2 separate regions of the Mus musculus genome follow, and region 2 is linked to region 1. A link is a loop called in an ENCODE intact Hi-C map of the cell type or tissue named here. Cell type or tissue: heart. All regions are shown on one strand. Links, peaks and the distances in the headings refer to the core of each region. The heading gives the core; the rest is flanking DNA.

Evidence for each region. Peaks named below come from ENCODE experiments on the same cell type or tissue, not always from the same donor. Only the 100,000 strongest peaks of a DNase experiment are listed, where the experiment ranks them.
Region 2: a loop joins it to region 1, with 2.4 times the contacts of the local background. A loop is called at or near these places in 2 of 42 quality-filtered maps.

What each region holds. Positions count from the first base shown.
Region 1 is chr5:132,491,094-132,494,013 of GRCm38, forward strand. The region is part of intron 1 of Auts2 (autism susceptibility candidate 2); the gene reads right to left. Among named protein-coding and RNA genes, the nearest start is that of Auts2, 51 kb to the right of the region's middle. In heart, for the core only: no CTCF peak of the experiment used is centred there; a DNase peak (open chromatin) is centred at 1,168.
Region 2 is chr5:132,635,575-132,638,494 of GRCm38, forward strand. No RefSeq gene overlaps it. Among named protein-coding and RNA genes, the nearest start is that of Auts2, 94 kb to the left of the region's middle. In heart, for the core only: a CTCF peak has its summit at 1,562 (motif pointing right); no DNase peak of the experiment used is centred there.

The DNA of each region.
Region 1 (2,920 bases), core at 115-2,614:
CAGAACTTACACTCACACACACAAAATCTTTTAAATTTTGTACATGTGTGTGTGTATGTGAGCGTGCGTGCGCACGTGAGAGGTCCAAAGCATTGGATCTCTTTTGTGAGCCACACTACAAAGGTACTGGGAACCCAACTTGGGTCCTCTGCAAGAACAGTACACGTTTAACCTTCCATCTCTCCAGCTCTAATAAAAAGAATTAAAAGGCAGTACAAAGAGTGTGTATCTACGTAATGGGGGCTGGAGGCGGGGGCTAGAAGGAAGAGCAGCAAGAAAGCACAGACAACAGGTAAGAGGAGTCAGAGGTCAACAAGCTGACATCAAATATAATTCCAAAGTGCCTGAAACTGTAAGAGAAGACATAAGTTGTCTAACTGCCTCCTAAATAAATCCCTTTCTTCCTCCTTATTCTAATTCACTTCTTATCCTCCAACAAGCCTGGAACATCCTTAGCTGAAATCATTTCTAAGCTGAGACAGAAAGAAGCAAGGAGGTCCTTTTTATGGGAGTGTGCACATGAGGCCCAGAAGAACAAAGCTGGGGCTGAGGAAGAGGAGGTGGCAGGCAGGGTGAGTCTCAGGTCAGAGGGACTGCAGGAGTAAAGGTCACAGATACAAAATAAGCACACATTCTTCCCACAGCTGCTGCCTAACAAAGGTAACTCTGAAAAGTGTGCAATCAAGAATCAATGGAAGCAAAAGGGAGGGCCTCAGCTCCTCAAGGAGCCGAGCCAGAATAAAAGCCCACAATTGCGTGAGCATGTGCATGCATGTACGGAGAACTACGGTGAATCTTACTATACTTAGGGAAAATTACATTTCTGACTTCAAACATGCACTCCACTATGTTCTGAAACTCAAGAAGCGTGCTGTCAATGACCCCAGCTCTTGAAAAGACAAGTGCTATGCAGGCACAGAACACCAAATACTTGATACAGAGGAGTGCTAGAGATACTATCTCTCTTCATCCAGTGGGCTAGTTACACTTTTCTTCCTCAAAGCAAATTAAAGCCATTATTAATCAATCATAACTGTTCATGCTCCCAGTCTGGCCCATACCAGAAATGCTCTTTCATCTTTGGAGACAGGACAGGTCCAGGGCTGCCCTAATACAAAGGCTAAATAAAGAACTGAGTTTGGGTCCAGGGAAATGACTCATCAGATTAAGGCACCTGCTGCCAAGCCTGAGGACCTAACTTTGATTCCCAGGCTCATGTAGTGGAAGGAGAGCTCTGACTCCTGCAAGTTGTCCTCTATGTCCACATACACACTCTGGGGTGTGTGTGTGTGTGTGTGTGTGTGTGTACACCTCCACACACAATAAAAAAAACAAATGTGATTTTCTTTAGCAAAGAACTGAGTTTAGGGGCTGGTGAGATGGCTCAGTGGGTAAGAGCACCCAACTGCTCTTCCAAAGGTCCGGAGTTCGAATCCCAGCAACCACATGGTGGCTCACAACCATCCACAACCATCCGTAACGAGATCTGACTCCCTCTTCTGGAGTGTCTGAAGACAGCTACAGTATACTTACATATAATAAATAAATAAATAAATAAATAAATAAATAAATCTTTTAAAAAAAAAAAAAAAAGAACTGGGTTTAGGACTGGGGATGTCTTTCAGTTGGTAAAGTGTTTGCTTAGCATGCACAAAGCCCTGTATTAATTACATAAACCAGACCATGGTGGGTAGAACTGTAATCCCAGCATTCCAGAAGACTCATTCAAGGTCATCCTCAGCTTCATAGCAAATTCAAGGCCAGCAAAGCCTACATGAGATTCAGTCAAAGATACTCACGGAGGAAGGGGAGACAGCAATTGTCCCTCCTTAGCCTAAGAAAAATAATAGGCAGATCCAGATATGCAATCCAAGTGTGCATAAACCAAATGCCAGGAAGCTGCCTGTGTGCTCAAGGCCTCCACTCTACCAGACACTGAAAGTCCCAAGGTCAAAGTGTCTTAAATCTAGTAAAATGTCACCTCCATCATCCATTCTGGTCTCCTGGATGCAGAAGCCCTCAGAGTAACCAGCTGTTCCAGGTATGGCTCCCTTTCTTCCCTGGCAAGCATGTGACTCACAGGACAGTGGTGGACACTCACTCCTAGTTAAGGCACTAAGGAACATAATTTTTAAGGATGCCCTGAAAGGAATCCCTTTCATCTCGGAAAGACAAGCCAGCACCAAAGAGTCACTTCATCGTATCTCTACCTAACAAAATTTTCCTCCCACAATGACCAATTATCAAATTTACCGTTATTTTTCACAACTCTTAAGTCTTTAATGTAGATGCAGTAAGCACACTTCAAAGTGGCCTAGTCTGATTTCTTGGGTTTTATTTTCCTTTTGCTAAAAGACAAACCTATAATAAAAACTGAATATTAACTAAAATGTCTTGGCAAAATCTTAGTCATCCATAAATGTAAAATTGGGGGGTGGGGGGAAGCTGTGACAAAAAGTGTGTTGCCTCAGAAAAAAAGAATTGATCCCTGCACATGTATAAATAATCAAGAGCCAGCCAGCCTCCACAGTAAGTCCACACACATGCTCAGAAAGCCACAACCAATGATGTTCCTACTCCAGCGTGCCAACATTCTTTATTCACAGCACCTAGCAAAGTATCTCAGTCATACTCCAGATCCAATCCATGGTTCTTCATGACAATCTGTAAAATGGACAGAAGCTATAAGGGATGATTGCACAAAACTTAAAACCAGAGCTCCCAACTATCCGTCTGCATCTGCCATAAACACAAAACAGCCAATTGTACAACTACCACATGTCTCTCCCCTCGCTCTCTTTTCTACAAACCCTGAGACTGATAAGGAGAGACTGGAAAGCTCAGGCTGTAGAGCATTTGGCCGAACATGTGCCTAGCATGCACAAAGCCCAGCGATCCACTCCCAGCACTGCATAACCAG
Region 2 (2,920 bases), core at 302-2,801, 140 kb after region 1:
GTCATTTGGTTATTGTAGTACTGAGTGTCTTACTTTGCTTTCTGTCACAGTGATCACACCACAACCTGAAGGAACTTGGGGAGGAGAGCTTTTCTTTCATCTTACATTTCCAGGTCACAATCCATCATTGAGTATAAGGCAGGACCTGTGGGGAGACACTCCTTGGCTCATTTTAGCTATTTTTTTTCCTGCACATACAAGGACCACTTGCCTAGGGATAGTGCCTCCTATAGTAGGCCAGACCCTGACATATCAGTCATTACTGAAGACAATCTCTTACAGACATGGCCACAGAACAACCTGACCTAGGCATTCTTCAGTTGAAGTTCCCTCTTCCCAGATGAATTTGTGCTTTGTTAAGTTGACAATAAAAGTTAATAGAATTCTCCAAGCTTTTTCAACTTGACACACAAACACACCAGGGATAAACTATATATAACCTTTGTCTTTGTTGCCACCAAGATCTCAATATCATAACATAAAACACCATCAAATTTAAAAGTCCCACGATCTTTAAAATTTCTCAACAGTTTAAAAGTCCAGCGTCTTTTTTAAAAAAAATCTAAAATATTTCATCTGTCAGTTCTTGTAAAATCAAAACCACGTTATACGATTTCTTATTTGAAAAGAAAAGAACCAGGGTGTAGTACAATCAGCCTAAAGTGAAACCAAAATAAAGAAATGAAAGTAAAAGATCCTATAGTTCAATGTCCAGCATTTGAGACTCATGATCTTCTGGGTGCCAAAAAATTTGAGTAGTTCTACTCATCGCACAAAGAAAAGGGGGCAGAATTGCTCCCAAACAAAAGTACTGTGCTCAGCTATGCTTGGGAAACAAAATCTACATTTTTGAAAAAGAAAGTAATCTGATCTAGGAAATAGAAGGGGGTCCCAGATTAGTTTTTTTTTATAATAAAATAGAAAAAGCTGAGGTGCACTAACTTTATGAAGAAAAGAGGTTTATTTAGCTCACAGTTTCAGAGATTTGAGGGCACGATGCTGGCATCAGCTCAGCTCTGAAGAAGGCTTCAAGGGAGAATAACTGCCTGGTAGAATCAAGTGCTCAGGGAACGTGTTTGGGGAAAACAGAAAAGGAGACAAGCATGGGCTTCAGGTCCCACAATTTCATTTTATTTTTAAAGATTAAAATAGGGGCTAGAGAGATGGCTCAGAGCGTAAGAACACTGGCTGCTCTTCCTGGGTTCATTTACCAGCACCCACATGGTCCGTCACAGCTGTCTGTGACTCCATTTTCAGGGGATCTGACACCCTCACACAGACATACATGTAGGCAAAAAAAGGGGGGGGGGCTGGTGAGATGGCTCAGTGGTTAAGACCTCTTGCAGAAGACTCTTGTTCAATTCCCAGCATCCACATAGAAGCTCACAACTGTAATTCCAGTTCCAGGGGATCTGATACTCTCAAACAGACATATATTCAAGCAAAACACCAATGCATAAAAAATAAAAATAAATCTTATTTTTTTAAAAAACAAGATTAAAATAAAATTACGTGTGTGCCTCTGTGTACATGTGCAAGTGAGTGCGATGTCTGCAAAATTCAGAAGAGGGCAGCAGATCCCCAAAGCTGGAGTTACCATAGTTGAAAGCTGCCTGATGTGAGTGCTGGGAACTGAACTTGACTCCTCTGTAAGAACAGCATCTGTGTTTTACCACTGAGTTATCTCTTCAGCCCCACTACAATTCCTTTTAGAGGGACTATCTCTATATGACCTAGGGACCTCCCACAACCCCCTGTATACCACTTCCTGATATATCATGTACAAATCTTCCAACACAGGACCCTTGAGGGATAATTTCAACTAAGCATGCCTCAACAGAGGTAGTTAGAAGCTATCTTTGCAAGATCCCATTGCTAAGTTCCAATGTGAAATGGCTCCACAGGTTCATGTGTTTGACTACTTGGTCTCAATCTGGTGTTTGTTGAGGGAGACTGTGGAGGCCTGGCTGGTGTAGGTAGGACACTGTGGACACTGCTTCCAGTCTCTTCTGCTTCCTGATTTACCCATATGTGTAGGCTTAGAGTTTTCAAACCCTACTTTTACTAAGGGTTCTTGAGTACCTTAACCTCCCTTCTAGCCCACCAGCCACCAGAGACAGTTGAAAGGGAAGGTTATTAGAGCAAAGGAGGATGTGGACCTGTGTAGAAATATATCTTTGGAGCAAATTCAATCTACGTGGTCAGGATATCAGCAGTTCAGTCGATCCAGAAGAAACCTCAAGGCTCTACCAATAGCCTGAGTCCTCAGAAGCAACAAGAAGCTGCCAGAACACCACCAGAATTTTTTTGGTGCATTTTTCTCTATGAAGTCATGACAATGACCAGCAAAGAATGGTAAGGCATACCAATACCATCCAGCCTTGTCCATTGTCCATTGGGCTATATTTATATCCTTTCCAAACATCACCTGTTCTCTCAAGCATCTGCTCTAGCAAAGCATCACACGCCCTTCTCCCAGGCTGCCTCCAGAAAAACACCACACGCCTGTGCTTAGCAAACATCCTCCCCTATGTCTGCTTCGGCAAAAATATCCTCTCATATGACGGTTTCCAAAAGAAAAGACCAACTGAGTCTCCGAAGAAACCAAAATTTTCCACTTTATGTGTGCAAGAAGTCTTGATGCAAGTTCCCATCACTATGGGTGAAGACCCACCTTCAACGCCTTCCTCACAATAAAGCCATGAGTCAAAATAAATCCTTAAAAATCCTTAAGTTGCTTTTCTCTGGTGTGTGTGTGTGTGTGTGTGTGTGTGTGAATATATTCACATATAAATGTAGATGAGTATGTGCAAGTATGTAAAATCCAGAGATTGATGTAGAGTGTCTTCATCCATCACTATTATTTTTTTGAGACAAGTTCTCTCATTGAACCTGGCTACACTGGGTGGCTAGCAAGCTC